Linked DNA regions of Homo sapiens: region 1 is linked to region 2. Evidence: chromatin loops called from intact Hi-C (ENCODE). Cell type or tissue: CD4-positive, alpha-beta T cell. All regions are shown on one strand. Each heading gives the region's core, and the rest is flanking DNA. Links, peaks and the distances in the headings are about the cores only.

Region 1 (6,618 bases), core at 920-5,919, 720 kb after region 2:
GTGCTGGGTTTACAGGCATGAGCCACCGCACCTGGCCTTCAGTGGCTCTCTGAGGAAGTTATATATATTTGTTAAACATACGTGTCCTTCTCAGAATCTGTGAGAAGCGCAGATACAATTGTCAACAGATTCCAGAAACACGGGGAGCAGCAGAGCTTTGCCGCCGCCTCTCTCCAGCAAGCTTTGAACAGCCATTGTTTTCATTTATTCCTGCTTGTAAAACGACACATTGTTATGATGGAGAATTGTGAGTACTGCAGAAAAGAAATAAGTTTTGCCACCAAAGGCGATCACTGTGGATCATGCCGGTTCCTGCACACCTGTGGGGTGCTCTGAGCGTGGACTCCCCACGCGAGCCGTCCAGACGTGCTCAGGGTGGCCTCCCCTGCTTACTCCTTTGTGCTTTCATTGCTAATAATTTTAGTCAGTCGTGTCTGCTCTACTAATTTACTATTTGAAGTTATTTACAGCTTGATCTAAAGAAGCTGGCCAGGCGCAGTGGCTCACACCTGTAATCCCAGCACTGTGGGAAGCAGAGGCAGGAGGATCACTTGAGCCCAGGAGTTCAAGACCAGCCTGGGCAACACAGTGAGACCCCCATTGCTACAAAAAATGAAAAGAATTACGCAAGGCGCAGTGGCTGACGCCTGTAATCCCAACAGTTTGGGAGGTAGAGGCGGGCGGATCACCTGAGGTCAGGAGTTTGAGAGCAGCCTGGCCAATATGGTGAAACCCCGTCTCTACTAAAATACAAAAATTAGCCGGGCGTGGTGGCGGGCGCCTGTAATCTCAGCTACTTGGGAGGCTGAGGCAGGAGAATCGTTTCAACCCAGGAGGTGGAGGTTGCAGTGAGCTGAGATTGTGCCACTACACTCTAGTCTGGGCAACAGAGTGAGACCCCTGTCTCAAAAAAAAAAAAAAAAAAAAAGGAAAAGAAAAGAATTAGCTGGGCGTGGTGGCACGTGCCGGAGGCTGAGGTGGGAGAACGGCTCCAGCTGCAGTGAGCTGTTCTCCGGCCTGGGCAGCAGAGCCAGATCTGTCTCAAAAATAAAAAACAAAAAACAGAAGCTTTAAGAGATTTTTAAATTCATTTTTACTTTTTTTCTCCTTCATCTACCCAAGATTGTACTCCGTGAGGGGGTTTTTGAAGTAAATTTCATGACAGCACATTATTCAGCAGTGAGTTTCGGACCATATGTTCCCATTTTTACAACTTTTGTGCACCCTAGGGTGTTTTCCCCTAGGAAATTGTTGTTATATTTCACACATGCAAAAATAAACGCCAGGTGATGTGAGGGGCACCCACACCCACCTTCCCGCTGAGAAATGCAGGCCGCCCCCAAGGGGAGCCCTCATCCTGCAGGTTTCCTCCCGAGTCCTGGAATTCTAAAATGCGCTCCTTGCACCTGGGACTCTTCCTGCCAGCTCCACTGGGGAAAGCTCCTCTCCACCTCCCCTGCTCCCTCCGGGCCTCTCACGGCTCCCCCCGCCCCTCCTCTGCCCCAGGGCCTGTGCTCCTACATCCCGGCAAGCCGCAGCCCCGACACTTCCTCCTAATTTCCTGACACTCCCCACTCCCTGGCGGGACGTTTTACTCCTTGCTCTCCTTCCCACTGGAGGGCGCGCGCTTTCTAGCTGGCCGCGTGGGCAGGCAGAGGACCAGGTGCAGGCGGGCGCCAGAGGACAGAAGGTGGAAGTCAAGCGGTGTCTTGGCCGTCCAAGGTCCCAGCACAGGCACTCAGAACCCCTGAGCCCAGGGAGCTCCCAAGGGTCTCACTCTCCTCTGCGGTCTTTGCTGGCCGAGGGCAAGGCCGGGTGAGGACGGAGAGAAGCAGCTCCTCCCCACCACACACCCAGAGCTGGGAGGGGCCAGGATTCAGCACCCTCTAGGGGTGGGCACGGCAGACGCGGTGGGGACCTGGCGCTGAGGTCCTGGCTCCCACTCCAGCGTGGCCTGGTGGCTTCTCCCCGGTTGGGGTACCCTGCACAGGGGTTGTGGTGCCTCCCAAGGGCCAGCCCCGCCCTGACAACCTCTCCTCCAGCCAGGATGGGGTCCATACTCCATCGAGAGGGTTCCTGGCTTCAACACCCTCCACCAGCCTCATGCCACCAGGGCCCTGGTCATCCTGGGGACCCTGCAGAGGGCCTCCTGGGCCTGTCTTCCGGCGGGTGAGCCGGCCCTGCCTGTGGGTGTCTGGGGTGTGGCCTCCAGGCACCAAGCACCCGCTGGCTCCTGATACCTGCCTTTCTGGCTGTGGTGTGTCTCTGGCCTGGCGCCTGTTTCTGAGTCCCTGGAGAGAGCAGGTTCCTCGCAGGTGGCAGGCAGCCCTGTTTGTGTGTGCATGAGCCTGTGGGGGCACCTGGAGCTGAGCGGTGGCCTGTGCTGTCACCACCCGGGGTGGCAGGGCAGGGTCTGGCACTGCCACAGCTCCTGACAGAAGCTGCCTAGGCCTGGGTTGGCTCGGGCTTCTCGGCCAGGCCCTTCCCCAGCACTTCCTGCCCAGCCCCAGCTGCAGGACCTGCTGAAATCTGTGCTGTGGGAGCCCTGTCTCTGAGGGGTCACTGCAGTGACTCCAGAAAACCTGAGTCTCCTGATTCCAGGAGCACCGCTTGCAGCCTGCCACGTGCATGACCCAGCATGACCCGGACTCCTGAGCCAGGACCGAGTCCCCCTGACAGCGGGGAAGCGGCGGACCCTGGGGGCTGGCACCCGCCGTGGCCCTCCCCAGCCCACTGTGGCACTGAGGGGCTGCTCCCCTGGGAATGGCCCCTTCCTAGAGGCAGCCCTGGCCTGGCTTCGAGAGGGGCTCTGGGAACAGGCGGCCCCGGGTAGCTGACCACACCTGACCAGGCCAGTCTTTGGGAAGCCGCCCTCTCAGCCTATGCACTGCAGGGACACTGGGTGGAGAGGGCTGTGCCTCAGTGCCCCTGCAGGGCGGTGCAGCAGCTGGCCGTGCAGGGGGAGGGGGCCTTGCCTTCTGGCTCAGGGAGGAAGCGGCTGCTTTCAGCTGCCTTCGCCTTGCCTCCTGAGGCGGCTTTGGAACCCTCCTGAGGTTTGTGGCCCTGAAGTTCCTTCCTGAGACCCCGCAGGGGACTAAGCCCTCGGCCCAGGGGCACCGGGGAGGGCAGAACCTCAAGACAGGGGCCCGGGACACAGGACAGAGTGTGTGGGGCAGGTGTGCAGGCTGTGCCCAAGGGGCCTCGGGGTTGAAGGGGCTCTTGGAGATGATGTCGACATCGCGGTTCCTGAGCGGGTGCCCAGATCTGGATGAGCTGTTTTCTGGAGAAAGCAGGAAAGTGACGTCATTTTGTGGCTTCAGATTGACCGCAGCCTGGCAGAGAGGGAGTGGTGGCAGGAAGTGAAGCTGCTGGCTTCCCAGTCACGGCCTCCATGATCCACGTGTGGCAGCAAGAATCACAGCTGCATCATGACACCCAGAGGGAAAGCAGCTCAAGCTGCAGTTTAAGGCGACTCCACGGAGGGCCCTGGCTTAGTTGTTGCACAGCATGGGGTCAGATGGATGCCCTGGAAGAGTCAGCAGAGACCCCCTGGCCTTTGGAGTTTGTCTCTGAGCGAGAGACACTGTTGGGATGACCGGCGAGTGGCGTTGGGTCCACATGGGGGCCCTGGTCCGGCTGAGTCTACTGAGCACAGGCCTGCCCCTTGCCACCCAGCTCTGCCCATATGTGGCCGTCATTCCTGGGCTTCACCTGGGAAACGTCCTTTGAGGCAGCTCAGCTTTTCCACAGTGGGTCACGTTGTTTGCTGCTGGAGACTGGCTGAGTCTGTGCTTCCAGTATAGGAAGGTTTAGGAGGCGGTCAGCAGGCCTCTCCTGTGGCCACTGTGCCCGAGGCAGGTGCCTGGGGTGAGAGGGATTCTTCCGGATGTGGCCGTGCACTGCCCAGCAGGCCTGGAGTGAACGTCTGTGTGGAGTCCGGGCTCCCATCCAGCATCCCTTAAGGGTCCTGATGGCTGGAGCTGGGGGAGGCAGGTATGGCAAGGGGCTTCCTGCACGCAGGAAAACTGGAGACCCCTGGTGAAAGAGCCAGGTGTGCACCTGCAGAGCCAGGCATGGGTCCACAGAGCCTGTCAAGCCTGGTTTACACCACAGAGCTGGGTATGCGCTGAGAACCAGGTGTGCACGGAGAGCCAGGTGTACACTGCAGAGCCGCGTGTGCACTGAGAGCAGGTGTGCGCTGAGAACCAGGTGTGCAGAGAGAGCCAGGTGTGCACGGAGAATCAGGTCTGCAGAGAGAGCCAGGTGTGCACTGAGAACCAGGTGTGCACGGAGAATCAGGTCTGCAGAGAGAGCCAGGTGTGCACTGAGAACCAAGTGTGCAGAGTCAGGTGTGCGCTGCAGAGCCGGGTGTGCACTGAGAACCAGGTGTGCAGAGAGAGTCAGGTGTGCGCTGCAGAGCCGGGTGTGCACTGAGAACCAGGTGTGCAGAGAGAGTCAGGTGTGCGCTGCAGAGCCGGGTGTGCACTGAGTCAGGTGTGCAGAGAGTCAGGTGTACACTGCAGAGCCGCGTGTGCACTGAGAGCAGGTGTGCATGGAGAGCCAGGTGTCTGTTGAGAACCAGGTGTGTGCAGAGAGCCAGGTGTGCACTGCATATCTAAGTGCTCATGTGGAGTCTTGGGCTGGGCAGGTGCTGCCCAGGACCCTGGCTCTCTGGCTGTCTTCTGTGCATTTGGGGATGGGAGAAGGGGCTCGGCTCTGGCTGGAGGGCAGCCAGGCAGACTTGCCAGCCAGCACCGCCAGGTGATAAGAGCTGGTGCCCACAGGTACTCAGCAAATGTCTGCATTTTGGGGAGGGCTGGAGAAAATGAAGGCCATGCCCTCTCTGCAAGGCTCCGCACAGGCCCTGTTTCCCAGTCCTTCAGCCACAGGGTGTCCCGGCAACAAGGGTGCCAGGTCGCCTGCACCCTGACTGTCTCCTGCGGAAAGGACAGCGCCTGCTCCTTGTCCTCCAGTAGCTGCTGGACTCCGGGGTCTGGGTGCTCTGGCGCCCGGCGGCTGGGTCCCCACTACAAGGTAGACACCAGCCTTGAATCCAACTGTCGAGGAAATGGGGTGGGCGGCGGAGGCTGGGGAGATCGGGAGGAAGGGAGGTATGGGCTTGAGAGACAGGAACCCACCCTCTGCAAGTGCAGTGGCCTGTCCCCTCCAGAACGCTCTCATTCTTCGTGCTGAAGGGAGCTGGGGGCGTGGCAGGCCTGCGAGACGAATGGGCGCTATCAGCTCAGGGCTCTGCCTCGGAGGAGCCACCCGGAGGCAGCACCCATGGGTGTGGGGGCTTGGCCACAGGGGACGTCAGGCCTCCTCGGTGCAGCACCAGATGCGTCTAACAGCCTCCGCCCCGTGGGCGCCCACTCAGACTTGCTGCTCAGGTGCCTAGAGCAGAAGCCACCTCCTCAGAGGCCAGCGCGCCAGCCTGGCACCACGGGGACGCTCCCAGGGGGTGCCCAGAGGGAACGTGCGCATCGGGCGGGGTACTGCGGCGCGTGTGGGCCGTGAGCCCCGCCCTGTAGTCGGACACTGGAGTCCCGGATCCTACAGATCTGAAAGGCTGAGTCGGATGCAGCAAAGGCGAAGCGGGGTTCGCAGCCCCAGACTCTTGGGCGGGGGGGTCAGCGAGCAACCGGGAGGGGCGCCGCGGGCCATTCGCCGCTTCTCCTGGGCCGAGGGCGCAGGCCCCTGCCGCGGGGGCCCCTCGGACTCCACGACTTCGCGGACGCGCGCCCACCGCCATAGCTGAGGTCCCGGGCCAGGCGGCGCGTGGGTGGCTGAGCGGGAGCGCGTCCAGCCAGGCGTGGAGGCCGCGCGGGGCCGGGGTCGAGCCCAGCATGGCGGGGGGGGTGCGGGGCAGTGGCCCGGACAAGGGCATGGGGCCGGAAGAGGCGGGGCCGTTGCCAGGAGACGAGACGGAATGGGCGGGGCGCGGGCGGGGGCCGTTGCCGGGAGACGAGACGGAATGGGCGGGGCGCGGGCGGGGCCGTTGCCGGGAGACGAGACGGAATGGGCGGGGCGCGGGCGGGGCCGTTGCCGGGAGACGGGGCGGGGGCGGGGCCGGGCCATTGCCCGGAGACGGGGCGGGGCAGGGGTAGCGCGGGCTCCTCCGTGCATCGCGGCGAAGTCTTCTTGGGCGTGGGTTCCTGGATCGGATCGTCTGCCCGCGGGAGGGGCGGGACTGCTTAGTTACGCTGGGGAGGGCCTGAGAAATCCAGGGAGAAAAGAAGGTGGCTTGACCTCATCTATTCGCAGTCTGCATTTTACCAAGCGCCGACCCTTGTATCTCGTGAACTGAAGCCCTCCATCCTTCCCCGCTGATCTAACAAGAATCTACAGAACTCGGTCAATAATTTATTAGTAAAATATACATTTCTCATTATTAAAGAATAAAAGCTTTCAGCCCTGCTGAACACACATCTGAGGTCTCAAGAAAACCAGACAAGATAGCTGACTCTCCCACATAGCCCTTTCCATAAAGGCGATTCCTAAGCTTAAACACACACAAAGCTGGGGCTGTCCCTCTTGAATCCCATGGGAAACAGGCCCCAAGATCAGGGGACCTGGAGTCGGGAGCTTGGGGTGCAGTCTGCTCACTGACACCCTCTC
Region 2 (6,618 bases), core at 686-5,685:
GAGACCGCAGCATGCTTGTGAACTGCCGACGTGACCCAGGAGGGGGTGGCCTTGGGCGGGGACAGGCACCTCATTCCATGTAGCAGCATGGAGGATGTGCAGGACAGACACCAGATGCTGGATGTGTTGACTTAGTGGCGTGATCACAGTCAGAATCCAAATGGAGTCACTGGTATTAAAAACCCTGACATATAGACTGTGGAAGGGCATGAAGGGAGGGTTCTTATGCAGACATGCTTGATAGCAAGAACAATCACAAAAGACTGCAAAAATCACAGCCGTGCACAAAGACCATCACAACTTACACACACAAACACTTCTGGGAAGACATCTGCCCAGTAGCTGCCTGTCCAGCCTCAGACTGGCACCATCCTTCCTGGAGATCCTTGTAGCCAAGGATCATTGATTCAAAACAATGATGTAATCCTCCTGTTTCCTTTGAAAATCTTTGTCTTCCTTTACCTTCCTTGACCCACACCCAATTTACGATGGCACACATATTCTATTGCAATGAATGTTCCCGAGTAAATCTCATTTTCTTTTAGAGAGCCTCTCTCTGTTATTTAGGGTGACAGTGGGAAAATCCCAGACTGCAAATCCTTCCTCAACAAAGGGCAAACGTTTCCTCCAGGGAGCGTAGTTGGTGGTTAGAGAAGGGGAAGGCTGCAGTGGCCTCTTGGAGTGGTGGAGTGCACATGCGCAGAGCCAGGAGGCCTAGTGCTCAACGTGGGTGTGCCTGAGACCTGGGAGATGCCAGGGGCATGGAAATAAGGTGTTGTCTAGTTTTTCCCCCAATTTAGTTTTCTCTAATTTGGGCGCAGGTTCACTGTAAGCAAGTAAATCAGTCCTGGGGGCCAGCTGGGTGAGTGCTGGGGGGCAGGGAGAGGGGAGGGAGTGGGTACACAAAGTGATTCTACCCTCAGAGAGAAGCAGAGTAAGGCAGGAAGAAGAGGTGTGCACATGCGTGGTCATGTGTGCACGTGTGCATGTTCGTGCATGCGCATGTGCAGATGTGTGTGCGTGCAAGTGCATGCGTGTGCATGTGTTTCTGTGTGGGTGTGCACGTGTGGCGGTGGCTAACGAAGGCATGGGAGCAGCATGGGCTGTAGGTTTCCATGAGGTCCCACGGAAGTGAAACCAAAGGAGAGGAGGTGGTGGGGAGGGCAAGGTGCCTGGATTCGGCCTTGGTGTGGTCATTGGTGATGAGAACATCCAGGCTATGCCCAGGGCCGTGGATGCAGAAGTGGGAGGTCCAGGCCGCACCCCCTTGGGTTCTGGAGGTTCTGGTAATGAGCACGGAATATAGGAGGCAGGAGAACTGTGAGGGGCTGAACCTGTGGTGGGTGAGGGGTGCATGGGAAAGAGGAGGTGGCTGCCTGGAGGAAGGGCAGAGGCCAACGTCCAGGCATGGCAGGAGCTGGCTGGCGAGGAGAGGAGGAGGGGGGAGCAGGGAGGGCACAAGGGGTGGGGGACGCTGCCTCAGCCGGGTGTGAGGGCACAGCCTGCGGGGAGAAGTGAGGAGGCAATGTCCCTTCTCAGAAAGCACGTTCCAGGGATCAGTGACACCCCCACATTTGGTTTCTACTAAGGGTACCCTTAGCATGTGCTGATTTTGTTAAAAAGAAAAATAAGCGACTACATCAGTCAGCTTCAGCTGCTGTAGCGAAATATCACAGGCTGGGAGGCTGAAACAAGACTTTTACTTCTCACAGTTCTGGGGGCTGGAAATCCAAGATCAAGTTCCAGCAGCGTTGGATTTCTGGTGCAGGGTTTGTGGCTGGCTGGGGTGAAGCTTCCCACTGTGCACTCACACTGCCACTTCTTTTGCACATGTAAGGGTGGGGACAGCACTGAGCCCTTTCTATTAAACACTAGCCCTATTGCACGACTTAACATTAAACACCAGCCCTACTGCACGACTTAACATTAATTACCCCCGCTAGCCCACCTCCGAATACAGTCACATTGGAGGTTAGGGCTTCAACCCATGAATTTGCGGGGTGGGGTGGGGTGGGGCGGGCGGAATTCAGTCTGTAGCAGGCACCTACTGACTAAAGTAGACATTGGTTTATACATCAAATGGATTTTGCTGGAGTCCTGCTCAGCGGTGGCCGTAAGGAGGAACCCTGGGGGTGTTAACACAAGCCAGTGATGCGGCCTCAGCACAGGCCTGGGGCCCGAGCCTGCAGCACCATTCCTGCCGCCCCGCCCTGGCAGCAGGTGTCTTCCTAGAACAGAACAAGCCCCTTTTGATGTCATTGGGCATTGCCTTGGCGGTTTACTCAGAAGCTGGAGGCTAGCCTCGCTAGAGCCCATTGCCAGGCCCTGACCGCCCCTAAATCTGTGTCCACAAAATCCTCCGGAGTGCCTGCTCCGCATGGTGGCCACTGGCCACACAGGGCTGCTGAGCACTGGAAGCGGCCTTGTGAGCTGCTGCCAAGAGGCAGGTGCCCGTGCAAAGCCTTCCTGTGAAGGAATCTCACTGAGGTTGTTAAATTCTGGTTACATGTTGAATGATGTATCTATCTATTGGGTTAAGTAAAACGTATTGTTAACTTTGGCTATTACTTGTTACCTTTAAAAAATGTAGCTACTGGAAGCTTTAAGATGACAAATGTGGTTCTCCTCCTCCATCTACAGGCATGTCCCGGTTCACGGCGGCTGTGTCCCCGCGGCCTCAGACCCAGGGTCCAGCCCATGCTCTGGCCCCTCCGGCGGCCAGGATCAGCATCGCTGCCCCGGGGCCCGCGCCGAGCCGGCTGCTCCTCCGTGCTCTGCGCTCCTGGGCCCGCACCAGCCCCCTCCCCTGGAGCCCCCTTCGTCCCTGCGAGGGTTCCCTGCACGCCCCGCGCTGAGACCCAGCCTGGCCCGGGCCGGAGCCCTCCGCGACGTCAGGATGCGCCTGGCCTCACGCCGCCTCCCCTCCGTCTTCTCTGGGCCGCAGCCGCTCCTCGTGAGTGAGGTCGCGGCCAGGGAGCCGGGTGGACGCGCCGGGAAGCTGCACGGTCCACGCTCCGTCTGCGCGGAGAGCCGGGCGCGCGTGGCCCGGCCCCTGCAGGCGCGACTGCCGCCGCCCCGGTGGGCTCCCCTCCCCCGCACGCCCGGCACGCGGCTGGACGACTGCGGCCGCGCGGGGGCTGGAACATCCCCTCAGAGCCGCAAGAGAGCGCACCCGCCGCCGGCGCCCGGAACCCAGGGCCCCTTTAAGAGGCGCCGCCGGAGCAGGGCCGTGACGTCATAGAAGTGCGAAGGGCGGAGTCTGTGCGCAGCCGCGGCGCGGGGGGCGGGGCGGGGGCGCGGCGTTCTTGCGGGCCTGACTGACAGGAGCGCCCTCCGGGAGCGACCAGTACTAGGCCGCCGGTCGCAAGAGCGCCCCGCGTAGGCCCCGCCCCGAAAGGAGGCCCCGCCCCGGGGCAGGCCCCGCCTCCACAAGGACACCAAGTCCCGCACAAGCCACGCCCCCCGCAGGCCCCGCCCCACTCTGTTCAGATCTAGGCCCAACTCAGGCTCCGCACCTCAAGGCTCCGCCCCCAGCAAGGCTCCGCCCCAGGCCCGGCTCCACCCCGCACAGGCCCCACCCCGAGTCAGGCTCCGCCCCGCCCAGGCCCCGCCCCGGGCTCGGCTCCGCGGGGCGGGACTTGCCCTCAGCCTGAGTCGGCGGCGGCTGCGGGAACTTTCCCAGCGGATCTAATGGCTGCGCGCGGGCCGCTGTGAGGCGCGGCGGCGAGCGACGGGCGCGGGGCCGCGGAGCAGCGAGCGAGCGAGCGAGCGCGAGGCCGGAGCCCCGGCCAGGCCCGGCCGACCCGCCGAGCCCGCGATGCGCCCCGGGGCCGCCCCCCGGCGCAGCTGACGCCCCGCGGCCCCGCGAAGACCCCGGCCGGCCGGTCCCGGAGGAAGCGGCCGCCGCCGCCGCCGCCCAGCCCAGCGCCCGCGCCGCCCGGGCACCATGGCGGGGAAGGCGGCCGCCCCGGGCACCGCGGTGCTGCTGGTCACGGCCAACGTGGGCTCGCTCTTCGACGACGTAAGTCCCCCGTGCCGGCGGCAGGCCCCAAGCCCGGAACCCCCGACCCTGACCCCGGGGTCCCGAACTGCAAGCCTTGGACCCTGGACCGTGAACCTCCAGACCCAGAGGCCCCAGACTCTGATCCCTGTACCCGGGACCCCAGACTCCTGTCCTGATTCCCAAGTCTGGGAGCCCAGACCCCTGTCTTGATCCCCAAGCCCGAGACCTGAAGACCTGGGCCCTGAATCCCCGAACCCCATCCTCCAGACTCCAGCAGCTGACCGTTGACCCTGGGACCCTGCCTCTGAACTCCTGTCTGCAAATCCTGACCTCGAAACTCCAATATTAAAACCCTGTCAGAACCCCTGTTAACAGTTCCTGGAACCCAAACCCCAGAAACCGGGTCTGTGCGCACCAAACCCAGCCCCAGCCCTGATTTCCGAATCCTCAGAACCCTGGCCCTGGAATGCCCATCCCCAACCCTGGCCCTGAACCCCAGGTCCATGGTCACTGGAACCACAAATCCTGACTGCAGAACTCTGGTTACAGAACCTGCTCTCAAACGTCTGTCTCTGGTCCCTGAGCCCTGGACCCCAAACCCTGAAACATAACCACAAACCCTAACCCAGGAACTTCTGACACAGGGCTGTGGCCCCAACCTCCTGTCCCTGTTCCCCAATCACTGAATTCTAGCCCTAGAATCCCAGCCTTCATACTGTGGCCCTTTGCCTCTAAAGCCAATCTAGCCTGACTCTGAACCCTGAATTTCAACCTCAGGCCCCAGCTTATGGCCCTGAACACTTGTCCTTGACCCCTGAACCTGGAACCCTGGTTCCAGAATCAGGCCCCAAACCCAATTCTGGACCCTGCCCCTAACTCTGGTTCCTAGATCCCATCCTTGGCCCCTTCCTCCAACAAGCTCCTGCCCCTGAATCCTGAATCCTGAATCCTGGTCTTAAAGCCTGGGCCTTGAGCCTGCAGAATTCCCAAACCCTAACCCTTGACTCCCACCCCTGGCCCCTGTCCTCTGAGCCTAGGCCCTCCACTCTGGCTGTCAGCCCCAGCTCCTGGATGCCTGGGTGCCGGCCTCACTGTCTGTCTGTCCCTGCAGGGCCAGAGGGTAGGGTGCCCCCATTTAACCCTGCCACTTAGTATCTCTTTAGTTCGTAAATAAGGGAAGTCTGTAAAGCACTGTAGGACTTTATATTTCTTGTTTATTGAAGAAAAAGATGCTGAGAAGCTCTTCAGGGCCAGAAAGGGGATGCTGACTGCCTATGGCCTTTACCTTCTAGGGCCCCTCCCACCCAAGCCTCATTCCCACCCAGGATCCCAGGGTGCCCCCATCTCTGGAGAGACCAGGGAGCTGAGGCCCAGGGCGCACTGGGAGCTCCCCAGAGGCAGGCCGGTCTGACCTAGTTTGGCGTTTCAGCCACGGTGCCACCCTGCTGTTGGTACTCCTGCTGCCAACCCAAATAAAGCAGAGTGAGGCTCCAAGTGGCCCAGATGGAGGCCGTGGAGCCACGGACGCTCCCTCCCTCCCTCCCTCCCTCCCTAGGTGAACAGTGGGGCACCGCACCAGCTTTATGACGGATGTGTGCCACTGATGCACGCGTGGTTTCCATTTCAGGAGGAGGTCTTGTGTCTTTGCTGGCAGCAAGCATGGGTGAAGTGTTTGATGAAGCTCAGTTCATGCACAGGCTAGGTTTGGTTTTTATTAACAAAAGGCGCTGTTTTTCTGTTTTTCTTATTTTAACTTCCAGGTGCCCATGTATTATACTGACCTGCTGGGGAGGAACTGGTTTTCCTCACACTTTATTATTAACAACTTCATCTAGGTTTATGTTTGATCATTTTCTACAAAAGTGCCTGGCATGGGTGTGTGTCTGTATATTTGGCGTTCTATTCTAGGCTTTCCAGTAACATGTCACTATAGCATGGTTTTGTTCAGATGATTCAGATCCGTTAGCTGCGGCTTCAAAGCCTCAGAAATGTCAGGAGCATTAAGCTTGCTGGGGCATTTTAGTCTCAAAGGGAAACGAGTTTTACTGTGCAGACATTCTTTCCAGTAATCTTTGATTCTGAGTTCTAGCATTTTTGTTGTGTTTCAATTGTATACACGTATTTATCTCTGTTGATATTAAATTGGGTAACTTAATTCACTTTTGTTTAGCAACCTATTCTCTCTGAATTTTCATTTTTCTTAAAGGCTATGTGGAATTTTGCATTATGTTTATGTTTAGAAGGAACATTTGTTTAGGTCAACAGTACATAGGTTAATTCTGAAAGGTGCATTGTGATTTCAGGGCTGAGTGGAAACTTATCTGTCCGTGTCTGAAGATTTCTTAATGTGTGCAGCTCAGTCCCCGGGGGCCAGACCCAGTCTCCTTCAGTGGAAACCAGCCAGGCACTCACATTCCCAGGCCCCCTTCCTTGGTTGAGGTTTGGGGTGTGGTACTTGTGGGCCAGAAGCCTGGCCGGTGGAAGGAAATTCATGAGTGAAGGAAGTTTTGGTTTCTTGGTTTGTCCTGGATTTCAGGGGACCTGCTTTGAGATTCTGTTTGCCTTTGTGCAGCCCGTCCCGTGCTGACGAACGCACCCTGCAGGCAGTGCTCAGG

The links. Peaks named below come from ENCODE experiments on the same cell type or tissue, not always from the same donor. Only the 100,000 strongest peaks of a DNase experiment are listed, where the experiment ranks them.
Region 1: a loop joins it to region 2, with 8 times the contacts of the local background. A loop is called at or near these places in 3 of 110 quality-filtered maps.

What each region holds. Positions count from the first base shown.
Region 1 is chr10:133,256,073-133,262,690 of GRCh38, forward strand. It overlaps ADAM8 (ADAM metallopeptidase domain 8), which reads right to left. Exons shown (of 23, transcript NM_001109.5): 23 at 6,351-6,618. Among named protein-coding and RNA genes, the nearest start is that of MIR202HG, 11 kb to the left of the region's middle. RefSeq lists enhancers at 1,966-2,265, 3,264-3,313, 6,252-6,618 and a silencer at 5,606-5,935. In CD4-positive, alpha-beta T cell, for the core only: a CTCF peak has its summit at 1,762; DNase peaks (open chromatin) are centred at 1,759, 2,289, 3,329, 5,389 and 3 weaker places; H3K4me3 peaks cover 2,007 bases; H3K27ac peaks cover 3,875 bases.
Region 2 is chr10:132,534,151-132,540,768 of GRCh38, forward strand. It overlaps INPP5A (inositol polyphosphate-5-phosphatase A), which reads left to right and starts at 3,637. Exons shown (of 16, transcript NM_005539.5): 1 at 3,637-4,021. The coding sequence starts at 3,947. It overlaps LOC107984282 (a long non-coding RNA gene), which reads right to left and starts at 2,773. Exons shown (of 4, transcript NR_158224.1): 1 at 2,576-2,773. RefSeq lists a silencer at 2,658-3,757 and enhancers at 4,538-4,587, 6,594-6,618. In CD4-positive, alpha-beta T cell, for the core only: no CTCF peak of the experiment used is centred there; DNase peaks (open chromatin) are centred at 2,249, 3,491, 4,061, 5,591 and 1 weaker place; H3K4me3 peaks cover 2,835 bases; H3K27ac peaks cover 1,297 bases.